Linked DNA regions of Homo sapiens: region 2 is linked to region 1. The links are chromatin loops, found by intact Hi-C in ENCODE. Cell type or tissue: psoas muscle. All regions are shown on one strand. Region 1 holds the start of LOC105371279 (a long non-coding RNA gene). Region 2 has its middle 190 kb from the start of IRX5.

Evidence for each region. Hi-C counts contacts between places; a loop is a spot of excess contacts. Peaks named below come from ENCODE experiments on the same cell type or tissue, not always from the same donor. Only the 100,000 strongest peaks of a DNase experiment are listed, where the experiment ranks them.
Region 2: it touches region 1 in a loop (11-fold over the local background); 7 of 110 quality-filtered maps call a loop at or near these places.

The regions. Positions count from the first base shown.
Region 1 is chr16:55,368,001-55,376,000 of GRCh38, forward strand. It overlaps LOC105371279 (a long non-coding RNA gene), which reads right to left and starts at 1,565. Exons shown (of 3, transcript XR_933600.3): 1 at 1,386-1,565. In psoas muscle, a CTCF peak has its summit at 3,251; a DNase peak (open chromatin) is centred at 3,261; H3K27me3 peaks cover 330 bases.
Region 2 is chr16:55,116,908-55,124,907 of GRCh38, forward strand. No RefSeq gene overlaps it. Among named protein-coding and RNA genes, the nearest start is that of IRX5, 190 kb to the left of the region's middle. In psoas muscle, a CTCF peak has its summit at 3,633 (motif pointing right); no DNase peak of the experiment used is centred here.

The sequences.
Region 1 (8,000 bases):
TATTTTGTATTTTATAAATGTTTTTGCCTTATGACTCAGTTCCTGCAACAGCCAAATAGCACAAGAGCTGCCCAACATTTCATTAATCTTTAAAATATTATTACACTCAGTCCAGATATGATAAAAGTGTTGCCAGAGTTCGAAGTAACTTGATCAAGATTTTAAGGACATTTCTAATCCCCAAATTTACCATGTAATCAACAAATACTTATTTCATTAGGTCCTGGAGAGAGAAATAAACAAATAGGTTCTATTCCCTGTCCTCTAGAATTTTACAGTTCAGTCCGGAGCCATGACATATTCGTGTAAAAATCTATCCCCTTGAACCCATGCAGAAAAGGAAGAGCTATGTAACCATTAGCCATGTGCTTACAAGGGGCTATTTCTGCTTCTGACACCAAATTTCTGCTGAGTCCAGGGAAACTTCCCACTTCCTCTCTATATCCTGGCTCACCACATACTTATCTAGCATAATGACTGCCTTGAAGGGGATTGGGTTTCTTAGAGGAAAAAAACTTACGATGGTATTAAATATGAAAACTTGAATGTTAATTGTTTTTTTTTTTAATAAAGGTTACCACTTCAAAAATTAGGTCATTTCACGCTAGTGGAAAGAACATGCATTCTCATAAGATAACTGAAAGAAATCACAATTCATGTTCAAAGCATCTTGCTTCTGACACATGGCTGTTAAGTGACAAATGGAAATTTCCTGAGCTCAGTAAAACGAGTTGACAATAGGCTGCTTATAGTTTCTGTCGGAAAGCAGACTGTCAAAAAAAGTTGTAGCAATCATGCACCATCGTTAATGATGACCAGCCAAGCTCTTTGTCTGCAAAGACCATGGACCAAATATTGTCACAGTCAGTCATCGACTGTGCAAGACTCTTTTTGTACCAACCTCATGAAAAGAAATTTTATTTTTAAAGATTGCCTCTCATTACAACAAGTATTACCCCAAACGGTCGAAATAACAAAAAAGAATTTGAAGCCTAGCCAATGACCTGACTGCTTTATACAATATTGATAGGACAACCCCCTGGGCAACAAAGGAATCTGATGGTGCCTCGGTTTTCTTTGTAATGAGATTTGGCCAGGATCAGGAAAATCATGTATTTATTTAAAATGGATACCCTGACTGCTTCTCAAAAGGTTTGAAGTGGCTTGCAAAAACCAACCAACCAAACAAACAAAAAAAGCCAAGATGTTTTAAGACTTAAAAAACGTTAAGAGTACAAAAAAAGAGAAAAGAAATAATCAAATGCATTAGCAGCCCGGGCGAATGCAGCTCCTTTAATTGAGCATTAAACAAACTTAAACGTAGCATTTCCTGTTCCAGAAGCAAGCAGGGCTGAAAACTTGGCTGGTGCACCACTAAAGCTTACCAGTTGTGTTTTCGGCTGGCATCCACTCCAACTGGATGATGCTCATGCTGTATTATATGTTAAATATTGTTATCATTATTCCAGGAGCCAGGCAGAGAATAGGCACTCAATAAATGGCAGCAGTTTTCAGTATTTTTCTCCTGCATTCCCAGCTGCCATATCACCTGCAGCATTCAGTTAATATCTATTTCAAATGCACATAAAATATATTCATGTTTTCCCTTTAAGCATCTGACTGTTAAGTGCCCTCTACCAGCAAAAGGAGGCAAGGACGTGATCTTTCTTGGGGCTCTATTTTCCTCTATAGGAGAAATGAGTACAAGAGGCCACAGCTTAATCGATGTTTACCAAAAATCTGACTTTTTGTTCCTAGCTGGGATTTTGCAACCACATTATAAATAACTTGAGTAACACACGAGGAGGATGCACCAATTCTAGTCCATTGCTGAATAATGTGTAAACACTATATGGAGTTTCTTTCATGTCTGCAAAAAAGGCGGGGGGGGGGCACGTTTCTCTCCTTTTCTCTAATTTTCTTTATATTTAAGTTTCTCACCTCTGGAGGAGTGCATGGAGCTAATTGTGCATTTCCCTTGTGTGAATAAAGGACGGAGTGTCTGCTTTCACTTCAAATTGCTTGGCCCTCAATCAACATCACCATAAATGTGACATATGAATATTAAATCCAAATATTTTATTGGTGCAGATAAATATGATTTGTAAAAAGAGTCAAATTAACAATCCATTACATACTAATGGGCTCTAATCAATAAGTTTAATTTGACTAAAAGGAGAGGGGCGGGGATGGAGGGGGAGAAAAGAGACTCAATTACACCCAAATGGTGCCATTTAAAATTATAAAGGTGACTGACTTCTACAACTTTTCAGCTGTATTCTGACTTGGGGGCTTATGGACCCAACACCGGAGCTGTGTTGAAAGTGAGCATCTGTCTGTGGTTTACACTCATATTTCCAATTATTTTTCTTTAAAATTAACCACTGTAAATACAAAAAGTACTGAGAACAATGCAAACGAACAAGATCCCACAAAACAGAAAGAAAAACGTGTCTTTTAAAAGCCGTATTTGCTCCAGATTAGTTTAGTAAAAATGAAACAATGCACATAAATCCGAAGTTTCTTTTGTCCCGTCTCTATCTTAGCCTTCTCTTTCCCTTCCTCCTTCTCCAGCGGCTGGACTAAATGTTGTATGTTTCCTTCTTGCCTTCATTTCTGTACTTTCACTACATCTAGAGGAATCCAGAAGCCATGGGGAGTAGCACTTGGTGTCTTTGTGAAATTCTACAACTTGCTTTTTCCAACTGTCAACCTAGTTCGTTCCTTTTAACTGTGATGTAGTATTCCACTATGTGATTCTGTCACTTCCTTTATTCTTTTATTTCTCTCTCATTCTCTTACTGATGGATGGTTAGGTTGGATCACCTTACTATAGTTATTCCGACATCAATTAGGGGAAAGGTGCCCAGGTCCCTGATTATTGAAGTAGATTTTAGATCCTTGGACAGATCGCAGCCTCACCTACGGGAAGATCTACATCCCCTCCTCCAGGGCTCTACCGAGGGAGAACCAAGGTAGAAAAGCATGCCTTTCCGGCTGCTGCTTTTGCATCTTATACGGATAGCCGGCTCATGGCAATGTGACTCAAGCTGGCAGGGGTCTTTGAGCATCAAACGTGTCCTCCTTCCCTCTACCTACTTCGGCTCCGGTTTCTCTCCCGAAGCCTAAATAAAGAAGGTAACAGACAACACCTCTATTGGCAGAGGCTTCTGCCTTTTCCGTCAGGCTGGCTGCAGCACATCCGTAATCCTTATGTCAGCCTGCACTCTAGCGTTGCCGGCCCGGTCCAGCATCTGACAGCCGCGAATCCAAAGCTGCCGGCCTCTCGTTTCTAAGCAGCAGCTCACAGCGCCAGCCGCCCTCCCGCAGAAGGGGAACAAAGCCCGGCGGACTAGCTCACTATCTTCTGGGTGGCAAGGAAATCTCAATTATACACCCAAGGGATGTGGTTTGTGAAAAACTAGAAAGAATGTTTAAATTGTGTACGTAAATTGTTTTGTTTTACAAGCTGGGGTAAATCAGCACATTTGCAGCCCATATTTATCTGATCCACTCCATAAGACTCTTTTTGAATGCCTGCCCTTGATGTGGGGTAGATGCCTATGCAAAACATAACCGACCCCTAAATTCAATTAGGGCATTGGGGGGAAAATGGAAATCTTGCTTTGGGGTTAGTCATGACTGCTGAGAACTTCTCAGAATAGTTTCTTGGCTGTAACCGAAGATTGAAATCGAAGGATACGATTTCCAACGGATGCTGAGTAGTCAGAATGTTGGTTCGAGCTAGCCCTTTTAAGAAAAAGATGGTAAGTGAAAGGCCTTCCTCTAATCTGATTTCTGGCTCATTAAAAAAAATTCTTTGTGTCACCCCCAGCATAGGATAGTCAACATTTATTGAGCTGGATATAGTATAATTAATGTTCTCTGTCCCAATAACAATACATGATGGAAGATGGGAATGTATCATTCCATGGGACAAACTTTAAATTGCAAAAAAAAAAAAAAAAAACACCCCAAGGAAAACAATATTTGAAAAGAGAGTGTTTTATTTTTATTCACCTTTTAGCAGGAGAGCACACCCCAGGGATGTGGTTGATGAAGAAGTAGGAGTGTTTAAATTGTATATACAAACTGTTGTGTTTCACGAGCTGGGATAAATCACAGACAGAGGTCATGGTGATCAGAAAAGTTTGAGGTGGTGTGGAACCTAAGCAGGAATAATCTTCTGGCTTTGACCACGGGCTGCTGAACCCTAATCGCTGATAACAGCCGTCGAGCAGCAGAGAAACTCCACTTCATATCGATGTGGCATTTACTTTTTCAGAAAGCCCCCCACTCTGGCCGGCACTTATGGCAAGATAATTAATAGTCCCCTGAGTTATAGATTCCGAGCTAAAGGTAACAGTACATAATGGAAGTCAAGGTCACCCATAATACAGTAGCTTCTATAACAAAGGGGATTATTACTGCAATTACCGTCCTGTTGGAAAGATTTTATAAGTTTTCATCATTTTAATTCTTAAATCTTCCTCTTGCCAGTGAAGTTTAAACTCTCCGATTTATGATGGAGGAATAAAAGCCTCTCTCCTCCCACCACAAAAGCTTTCTCTTTCGGAGCAACCTAGGTGGTTTCTAGTGAGGTCGATGAGAGAAAGACAGCCCTGTTTACCCACGAGGCCTTCAGAAAATCTCCCCAGGCGGGGCATGTCCGCTTCGTGTTGTCCTGTCCTGTGCCGTGTCAGAATACTAAAATACACTCATACCCCTTATGAAGCATAATATTTTCAGCTTAAAATGAGAATGTTTTCTAGTTTTGTTGATAACATTATTATTCATTTGCAGTTGATGGTACTTTTCTTCTCCTCTTGGAGCCAATGATTTTCTCCCCACTCATCCTCACCTGGTCTCAAATATGCTCAGAGGGCCTTGAAAAGTTTGTCTCTGGCCTTTTGCCTGTTGTGTCCAATGAAGATAACAGCTCTGTTTGCCAAGGCCTAAACTCAGGCCGAATGCCCGAGCACATTTTCCACCCAAACTGTTTAGTGGCTAAATTTGCTCCTGGCTGGAAAAACTCCAGCTCCCGTCATACACACGCACGCGCGCACACACATACACACACACAAGCTGTTTTAAAAGTGCTTCTAAAAAAAGAGCTTAGGTCTGAAAATTGTAATTAATTTAATAAGACATCCTGCCCGGAGCAGATCAGAAGCTATATGAGCTTTTTGGGTGAGCCCATGAGTGTGGTGACAGACAACATCACTCCAGTGCTTTCCAAAATGGATTTGAGCTAACACAGCACGCATTTTTATGATCTGGACCATCTTGCTGTCTTTCTGCTCTGGACAAAAGACCGAGCAGACACAATCATCTTTTGAGAATGATGGCATCGTCATTGTCTGCATAGCAGGACTGTAATTAAGCACCAGAAATAGGACAGCTGAGAAGAGACAAAGAGCAGGGAAGGCAGGGGACTGCGAGACAGCATCCTGGGGAGAGACTGCACCAAGATAGTAGCTGAAATCCAGTATCTGCATGGATGAGGTCATCCTGGGAAAAAGTATGTGTCCAGATGAAAAAACAAAAAACAAAACAAAACAAAAAACCTGAAGTAGGCCAGAGAAGGAGAGGCCCAGAGAGCTGCTTAGTGTCTAGGGCCTAGCTTACATGCCCCCTCCTCCAGGCAGACCTCAGGGATGTCTCCTAGGAAAAATTATTCATGTATCAAATATTCACTAAGGGCCTACTATGTACTAAGCATTGTTTTAGGTGCTGGGGATTCTCAGCAGTGAGTGAGACAAACCAGGTCACTGCCTTTGAGTTGATCCCAGAAGGAGCCAGGTAGGTAATGATCTGGGAGGAGAGCCTTCCAGGCAGAAGGGACACCAAGGACTGTCTAAAGAAGGCCAGGGTGCTGGAACTGAGAATGCTGGAGAGGAGAACAGGAGCTGGCATCAAAGAGGTGGGCAGGGCTTCCTCAGGTAAGATCTGTGACCCCCAGGGGAGGAGCTGGAATTTTAGTTTAAATTCAAGAGCCTGCTGATGGAGGATTTTCAGCATGGGGCCCACAGGATCTTTCACTTGCATGGAGTCCTGTGAATTCACAGGGGCCCTTCCTTCCAGGCCGCTCTCCTCCCACCCGACACTTACACACAGTGACACCTGTAGCAGCCACCTCATCCACGTGCAGGGACATGGCTGATTTGAACCGGTAGACTGTGAATGTCAGCTTACTCTGTGCTGCTAAACAGACCTCACTTAATGCTCAGCGGGTTCCCTAAAAGGCTGTTGGATGATGACAAATAAAGTAAGGGCTAATTCTGGGATTAAATGTGTTGGGAGGGTTCGAAAAGAGGGACACCAATAATATCTTAATTCTCTTTGATTTTTCTGCTTTCATGGCTGATGAAGCTACAAAAATGTATTTCTCTCCAGAAATCAAAAAGTCATTTAATACCCACCCAACAGATCCCTTGTGGGGATTGAATAAGAACATTTAGATAAAAGTGGAACACAGGAGTTCGTCGCAAAAATTAGTGAAGGAATGAATGGATTTCATCATTGGTACATCAGAGGGCTCCAAGGGTTTTGAAGTGGGCGTAGATATCTTGATTTGGGACCTGAAGAAAGAGCACTAGCTTATTCTAGCCCCAGTAATGCCCCTGAGTTATTACAGATCCTCTTTCAGGAGTGAGTGGAATCATGGAGTCCAGCCCCAGCAGGAAACTGACACACAGAGGGAGGAAGGGACTGGCTCAAGGTCACATTGGCAAACCAGGCCTGGAATTCTACACAGTGCTCTTTCCAGTGTGCTCAGCTGCCTCCTTTTAGGATAAAGAAGGGAAGAAAAAATTGGCCCAGAACACACACCATTTGAACCCCTTAAATATTGAAGGAGGACTGGAAGGCAAGCAGACATCTCTTCCACTCTCTTTCCTGGTCCTGCGCTACAGGTCACACATAACAAGGCCCTTTCAGTGGGACACACTGGGCTCTGGGGTATCAGGGCATCGTCTACAAGAAGAGCGAGGGCCTTGGTTGGACACAACCCTTAGTTTACTCATCTGTAAAGTGGGCATAATTTTATATAATTTATAATCTGGTAAATTAACCTACTGTCTTATCTCCTGATAAATATAAAGAGTTATCACAGTGTCTGGCACATGATAAACCCTCCATAAATAGTAGCCATCACTAACATTTCTTATGATAGAAAATATAGAAAAATACACAAAAAATCACCCATTACCCTGAAACTAGAGAGAACAAAAATTAATATTCTACAGATTATCCTTCCAGCCCTTCTTCCCCCAGCCTATATAATATATACATATACATATATAAACACATACATATACACATATATTTACACATGCACATCCATATGTATGTGTGTATGTATTTTATCGTACACATTTTTCATAATTTCACATTATCTCATAATTTGTTAATAATACTCAAATTAATATTTTGAGTACATGTTAACCATTTCCTATGTCACAAAAATCTTCCAAAATATGATTTTTTCATGGTTCTTTTAACAAATCCCATTACTGGAGACTTCAGCTTGTCGACTTTTTGCTATTACAATAAATCATTAGTAGTTATTTCTACAATAAACCTTTGTAAATAATTCTGATAATTTCTTCAGGATAATTCCTTATTATGGATTTCCTGGGACAAAGGGCATGCATAGTTTTGAAGATTTTGATATAAATTTCCAAATTGTTCTCCAAAATATTAAATCACCTCATTTCCTCCCAAGCAGCATAAAGGTGTGTGTGCTCACATCTTCACCAACCCTGGGGATCATCACTTTAAATGCCTTTGCCTTTTTGGATAGGCCCAAAAGATTGCATCTTGTTGCTTAATATTGCATCCTTGATTGCAGTGAAGGTTGACTCTTCATCTGTATTTATTACCTTATGAACTGCCTGGTTAAGTCTATTTTTCTACTGGGGTGCTTGTCTAAGTTCAACTAATATGTCCCAGATGAACAAATGTATAAGAGGGTGCTGTATAATTGGAATGCTAATGTT
Region 2 (8,000 bases), 250 kb before region 1:
GCTGTTGGTTTGGTTCCCTCTTCATCAGCTCAGCTTGTGGTGGGTTGTTGGTTAACCCCACAACATGTAGAGATACATATTTGCACCAACAGAGTGTGGGGCCTATCATTTTCCAATAACTACTAGACTCTGAAACATGTAGGTGTTGCAGTCTGGTTGTGAATCATCTGTGCCCTTATTTCTATAGCAGAGGTGTACATGAAGATTCCCTAAGCGCTTCTGCGAGGCTTTTCAATGTGATCCCTTCCTTCTGGCTGGGGGATAGGGTGAGATGGATGGTCTGATGACTTTGGTTTGACCCACGTGGGCTGTGGATGTAATGGTTGGAAATCAGTGCTCTCTAGAAGATCCAGGGCTAGGACTGAGGTCCTGGAGTGTTGAGGAGGGAAGGCTGGAAGAAACAGAGCTCTCAACCCTCCACTCCCACTTCCATCAGAGAATCCTCATGGTAGGTTGCTGTCTGTGACCTAATCTTGTGAGGCTGAGTGGGACAGCGTGTAATCAGGGCTGGCATTTGGCGGCAAGCCACAAATGTATCATCACTGATGTCTGCTGGGAAGGTAACCTGATTCTGTATCATTACTGTGACACCCCAAGGTTAGGCATCCTGGTAGCAAGCAACAGAAATCAAGCTGGGTTGACCCAAGCAAAAAAATCAGTTTGTTAAAGGGATACTGAGTAGTTTACAGAACAGACAGGAGGGTGGACAGTTTGTCTTGGAATTAGGATGAGAACCAAGGTGGCTTAGAACACCAGGCAGAGAACTCTACTCCAGGTATCAGTACTACGATGAGGATGATGATGATGATGATGGGCAGTGTTTGTTGAGGTGTCCTAAATACTTGATGTGCCTTTACTATTTAAGCCTCCAACAATCCTATGAGGTAGGGATCATTATCATTCCCACTTTGCAGATGAGTAAACTGAGGTACAGGTAAGTTAAATAACTTGCCCAAGGCCATGCCACTGATAGATGGTGGAGCCTACCTTGGACGGGCTGTGTCTTTCCACTGAAGGTCATTGCTCTCTCTCAAGCAGCTCCTCTCTCTCTCAACTCTCTCCTTCAAGGTTCTAGTTACAGAAGGAGCAGGACTGAAAAGAATTAAAAAAAAAAAAAAAAGGGTTCTAGTAACCACGCCCACCACCTCCTCCTGAGGCCGGAGTCATAGCAGCCTCTCTTCCCAGTCCCAGGTCCTTTACTATCACCTGCGATTTCCCTACACCCCAGCCACACCTGTGTGTTCCTTTATTACAACCTCCTCAAATGATCTTCATTTGAGAGTGCCATCTGTTACTGTCGTGCTGGTGTATTTCATAGAATCCTTAAGATCATTGATTAGATACCACTCCATTATTCGATGTACCATTGAGAGGGAGAATAAATGTGGTCACTTAATGTCAGACCACTGATTGTAAGACCAACATCAGAGTGTGAAAATGTGTGCCTTACAATTGGAAAGAAATTATTGTTTCTATTTCATAGATGAGGGGATGGCTACACAAAGAAGTTGAGTAACTCCTTTGAGGCTACCCAGCCAGCAGATGGCCAAGCCAAGATTTGAACCAGACAGCTTTGTTCTGGATTCTGCATCCTAACTGTACCAATGCTGCTCTGGCTGTGTGGAGCCGGACTCTAGAAAAATCCTACATGGGGAGAATTTGCGGTGGAACTAAGGCAAGCAGAGAGGAGAGGCCTGGCTGGGACAACCAGCCACTGATGGTCTGAAGGGAAGTATGTCCTAGGGGTGTTGCAGCCCAGGGTGGGGTGAGGAGAGCAGAAGGGCCGACTCCTCCTGGAGGAGAAGTCAAATACTGCCCTGGGCAGAAGGGAGGCCTGAGATGATGTCCCAGCCTCCCCAGAGAGGCCCTGGTCCCCTCCACCCCCTGCCTTCTGAGTTCATCTTGTCATCCATCGACAAATATAGACCAGGAGAAACCTAAATAAATGAGTGGCTGCTCGAAGCCGCAGGACAGCTAACCATAATGGGGGTTTTTGGTTTTCTGCTTGAGACACAAACAGCACATTCCTCAGCCGAAATAGCCGGGTGGAGAAACAGGGCATTATTGGATGGGAACACCCGGCCAGGATGAACCAAACAAGACAGAAATAGGCCCATGCCACCACATGAAGGGAGCGCGTCGGTGCTTGGCTGGCTGTGCTTGGCCTGGCCCTGCCCTGCTGGGGTAGCTGCTGACACCTGGGGAGGCTCCGGCTTTGCCCCAGGAGGAAGGCAGCTGTGTGTTTGCCTGAACCCTCAACCTTGGGCAGCTGGGGCAGCAGCCCCTTTCTTAGACAAGGGTTCTTGGGACTTGAGATGGGAAATGAATCCTGGTAGCTCTGCACACACACACACAAATGCACACACAAAAACGCACACACACTCAGACTCACCAACACACACATTGTGTACATTGTGTACCTGCAGAGCCAGAAATATGTACGTAAGCTCATGTATCAGTGTATACTGCTTCAGACACATGTACCCACATGAGAACACAGAGGCACACACTGGCCACATTGCTCATGCACGCAGATGCACCCCGCGCTCACACCCCCACACACATGTGACAGTGCACATATGCAGAGATCCACAGGACTGTGTGTTCTTACCCTTAGAGATGTACACACATGCAAGCACAGATACATGCAAGCCCTAGCATGTATTCATAAGCAGTCATATGCACACACACTCATATGTACAAGTCACTACACATGCAAATATCCACACATGTAAGTGCATGCACATCAGCACATGGGCCCAGGCACATTGTTCCTGGCCCCCTGGGCCTCCCTCACCCTGGGCATGTTCACCCCAGAGGTTGGTGTTCTCTCATCTGAACCAGCATCTGAGGACAGGTTTAAGGGGGCTCTGGGACAGGAGGGTCAAGGAGAAGCTGCCAAGAGAGCCCAGGATCTATCCCACCATCTGCTTCTAGCCAGTCTCTCTTCCCCTCATTTCTCCTGAGTGGTCCCCAGGCAGTTGTAAATAGTAGACCAATTCCAAGGCCTCCCTGTAGACTGGGCCTGGGCATAGCCACAGCTTGATGGTACTACTATCACTGTGAATCTCTGAGCTCTGTGGAGCCAGGGATCCCGGTAGTGACGATCATCCCCTTACTCCCAAAGACCTCTATAGTAACTGGTGCTCAGTACATGAATAAATGAAATAGAGGAGCAGTGATTGGCATCCCTACTTAACAGCTAAAAAGACTGAGGTCCAGAGAGGCTGAGCAGGACTTCACCAAAGTCCTCTGTCTGCCTCCTACCCCACCCCAGTGCTGCCCCCATCTGTGGAAGCCCTGGTGTCCCCTTCTGATGCCAAGGCCAGGACAGTAAAACCTGGACAAGGAAAAGACATAGTAATGTGTCCTGGGAGCCTCTGGGCTATCCACCTGGTGTCTGCCTGGCCCTTGACCCATCTGTCCTACCCTGCCCCAGGGCCAGGAGGCAGCTTGAGGCTCCAGGAAAAAAGCCCAGTTCACCATCGCGTCCATCCCCTGAAGCACTGGCTGCCAGGTCTTTTCCTAGCCTCAGATCAGCTCCCCATCTCTGCTACCCCTGTGACTTCCCCAGACCTAGGGATGGACCATGGTTTTCTGGTCCTGAGATCAAGCTGGAGTGAAGAAGGAATAGATGAAGACAGCAGGGGTCAGTGTTTGTTCAGTGGAGGCCACACAGGAGCAGGCATGAGAGGACCAAACGTCTTCCAGGCAGGGCACCCAGCAGATACTCAGACACATGGTGTCAGACCCACAAACCGAACCCCTGGCCTCAGCTCAGAGCAGGCAAGGGCAGAAGCTGGGTCTTCCCAGGAACCCACACTGGTGTATTGGGAAAGACCTCTAGTCTGCTCCAGTTTGGGGATTTTCCAGCTTTTGTTTTGCAGCCACAGAATCTTTTCTTCAGATGATTTTTTTTAAGTATTAAATTAGGGTATAATTTGCATTCAGCAAAATTCACCCTTACAGCATACAATTCTGCTGCTTTAACAAAAACATACAGTTGTGTAACTACTACCACAATCAAGATATAGAAGAGTTCTATCGTCCCCCTAAAATCCCCAAGTCCCTTGTGGTCAGCCCCTTCCCCCACCCCTGGCAACCATGGATCTGTTTTCTGTCCCTGGAGTGTTGCCTTTTTCAGAATGTTCTGTAAATGGAATCACACATAATGCGGCCATTTCATTTAACACAATGCCCTGGAGACCCATTCGGTTGCTCTGTGTGTCGGTAGCTCATTGCCCTTGGTTGCTGCATGGAATTCATTGTATGGATAAACCACAGTTTGTTTAGCCATTCCCCACAGGAGGGATATTGAGTTTATTTCTACTTTTCGGCTATTACGAAGATTCTATGAACATTTGAGTACAGGCTTTTGTATAAACACACACAACATATATATTATATCTTTTTGGAAAATACAAGTGCATTCTGGGTCATGTTATAAGTATATGTTCAACTTTCTAAGAAACCACCAAATTGTTTTCCGAAGTGATTGCACCATGTTGCATTCCCATCAGCAATGAATGAGAGTTCTGGCTGTTCTATATCTTCACCGGCAATTGATACTGTTACCTTTTCCCACTATTCTAATAGGTGTGTATCAAGGGACAATTTACTAGAAACGCAAATCTACAGAACAGGTATGTTAAGCTACCCTGGGTAGAGCCAGGAGCCAGAGTAGGGGTTCTGAGCCCTGTACACTGAGACCCTCCCTTACTACAGTGGCGGTTCCTGAGTATCTCTTTGGAACCCAGAACTAAGGCCAGGGAGGGGAGGAGCATTGCCCAAGGTCACACAGCTCAACAAGAGGGACCAGTGGGCAAGGCCCAGCCCTCTGTCTGATACCAGTGACTTGTCCTTTCCTGAGCACCATGTCACCACTGGAGGGGAGGAAAGGAAGGTTCTCAAGCCACGTCCCAGGGACCTGCCTTGAGCTGGGTCGAGGACCCAGTTGAGTGCAAGGATGCTGTCAGCCTCAGGGCTATTCCATGTTGAGAGTTTCCAGTGAGACAACACGGTCTAGGGGAAATGACAACATCTTTGGGATCATGCAGAGACACACTTTCAAAACCCAACAGGAATGCTTATTAACTATGCTGCCCTGGGCAAGTCACTTTACCTTTCTGAACCTCAGTTTTATTAACAATAAAATGAAAAGTTATCTTACTATTTTGTTGGGTTGTCAGATAGATTGCAGCTCACAACACAATTCTTTATTCAATAAATGTATTGAGCTCTTTCAGGCCAGACACTGCTCTGGATGCCAGTGTTATAGGAGTGAATAAGACAGACAAGATCCCTGATCTCAGAGGAGACCAGGGGATTCAGTAATCAAGCGTATAATATGTCAGGTGTTGGTATATGGTATGCAGAAAAATGAAAGATAAAGCAGAATAACAGTATGTAGAGAGAAATGGGGTACCCTTTTAAATGGAGTTGTCAGTGAAAGCCTCCTTGAGAGGTGCCTTTGGAACAGAGACCTGAATAGAGTAAGAAAATGAACCATATGGATACCTGCATTACTCATTAGCTGTGTGTTCTTGAGCAAGTCACTTAACCTCTCTGAACCTCAGTTTCTTCATAACTAGATTGAATTAGAATCCTCCTTACTGGACAGTTGTTAAGTTTCAGTGGGAGAAAGCTGGTAAAGTGCAGCACAATGCCCAGCACAAAGGGCATGCATATTTCAGTTAATCTCCTTCCCTCTCCAAGGAATTCAAAGTCTAGTTGGGGGTTGCAGTTGTAGGATGGACACATAAGACGTATATGAAAATAATATCATAGCTCACAAATTATTTGAGCACCTGCAATGTGCCTGGCATGTTCAAAATGTTCTGCCTGTCTTATGATAGGTGGAATTGCTTGTCCCAATTCTTTACACTTCCTGTATCCAGGTCTCTTGTTACATGACTTGGCTGTCTTTCCATCACAGGTGAAATGTACTCCCCTGCCTTGATTTTGAGCTCAGCCATGTTACTAGCTTTAGCTAAAGGGCTGCTCACAGATGTGACACAAGCAAGGGCTTGAAAGTGCTTGTGTAATTGGGCTTGTTCCCTCATGTTGCTGCTATCATCATGAGAAGAGTGTCTCCTGAACAGCTCAATGGTTCAAGGAAGAAGACAGAACCATGGAACAAACTCACGTGTGCTGCAGCTTGGAGCCAAGCTCAGCAGAGCCCAGCCAAGATCAGCCAGTTCCCAGCCAACCATCATATACACAAACAAGAGGACATCATTGTTTCAGCCACTGAGTTTTGGGGTTGTTTTTTATGTAACATTATGGTAGTGATATCCATATGTTATTCGTACATATGTTAACCATTTAATCCTTGCAAAACCCTTATGAGGTAGTTACTCTTATTTTATAGATAAACCCAGGGAGGTTAGATAGTGAATAATTGTTAAGTAGAGATTTGAATTTATGTAATCTGATTTTAGAGCCCATTCTATGAACCATGACACTAAAAGAGAGTGAGAAAAATATGTTGAGAGGTTTGTCACGTGCTATGTGCACCCATAGGGGTGCACACTTGGTACACCTCTGTGCACCAGGTGAGGAACTAATTGCACTATGGGAAATAGGGAAGTTTTTCCAGAGAAGGCTGTATATGAGTTGAAACTTGAGTACAGGTAGAATGGAATTAAGTAGACATTGGGAAAAAGGAATTCCAGGTAGGAGAAACCAGTCTGAGCAAAAGTGCCAAGGGGGAATACACACAACGTTCTTACAGCTCCCTCACCCCTTGTCACCTGATCAACCCCTACTCATTCTACAGTTCTTAGGGTCACAGTTACTTCCTTGGGAAAGCCTTCCCTAACCTGCTGGACAAGGCCAGTTCCTTTCACTGCACTCTCCAGGGCACCAGATTCCTCTTCTTCGCAACACATAGTACAGCTGTAATTACATTAGCATTTGCCTATATCTGCCTTGGTCAGCATTATAATAGCAGCACCTGACTCATGGTAGGTCTGCAACAAATATTTGTAAAATTGATGCCATTCAACAAATGTATTAGTTATGTATTGCTGAATAACAAATTAACCCAAAACTTAGCAGCTTAAAATAATCATGAGCATTTATTATTTTGCATCATTTTGTGGATCAGGAATGCAGGAGCAGCTTAGTTGGGTGGTTGTGGCTCAAGGTCTCTTGTGAAGTTGCAGTCAAGTTGTCAGCTGGGGCTGGGTCATCTCAAGGCTTCACTGGGGCTGCAGGTTCCTTTTCCAATTTGGCTGACTCACAAGGATGGCTGGGTGATGCTGGCTGTTGGCAGGAGGCATCAGTTTCTAATCACATGGACCTCTCTTTAGGGTTTTCTGAGTGTTCTTACTGCAGGGTGGCTCGTGGCCTCTACAGTGAGTGACCCAAGTGATCCAAAAGGAAGGATAGCCAGGCACAGTGGCTCACACCTATAATCCCAGAACTTTGGAAGGCTGAGGCAGGAGAATTGCTTGAGCCCAGGCATCTGAGACTAGCCTGGGCAACATAGAGAGACCCCACCTCTACAGAAATAAAAATAAAAATTACCTGTGTCTGGTGGCCATGCGTGTAGCCTCAGCTACTTGGGAGGCTGAGATGAGAGGATTGCTTCATTCCAGAGGTTGAGGCTGCAGTGAGCTGTGTTTGCACCACTGCATTCCAGCCTGGGCAACAGAGCAAGACCCTGTCTAGAAGAACAAGAGGAAGAAGAAGAAGGAGGAGGAGGAGGAAGAGGAAGAGGAGGAACGTCTTCTATGACTTAGCCTTAGAAGTCACATGCTGTGGCCTCCACTGGATTTTGTTGGTCACCCCCGGCCACCCTGACACAATGTCAGGCTATGTAAGGGTATGAATACCAGGAGGTGATGCACATAGGGGGACATCTTTTTTGATAGAAACTAACAGGGTTGGGGCAGGTGCATGTCTGGTTTCCAGACTCTGAATTCACAGAGTTTGGGTGCAGGTGGGTAGGTGGGTAATCTAGGAGTTGTTCTCAGGAAGCAATGAAGGAACAAGAA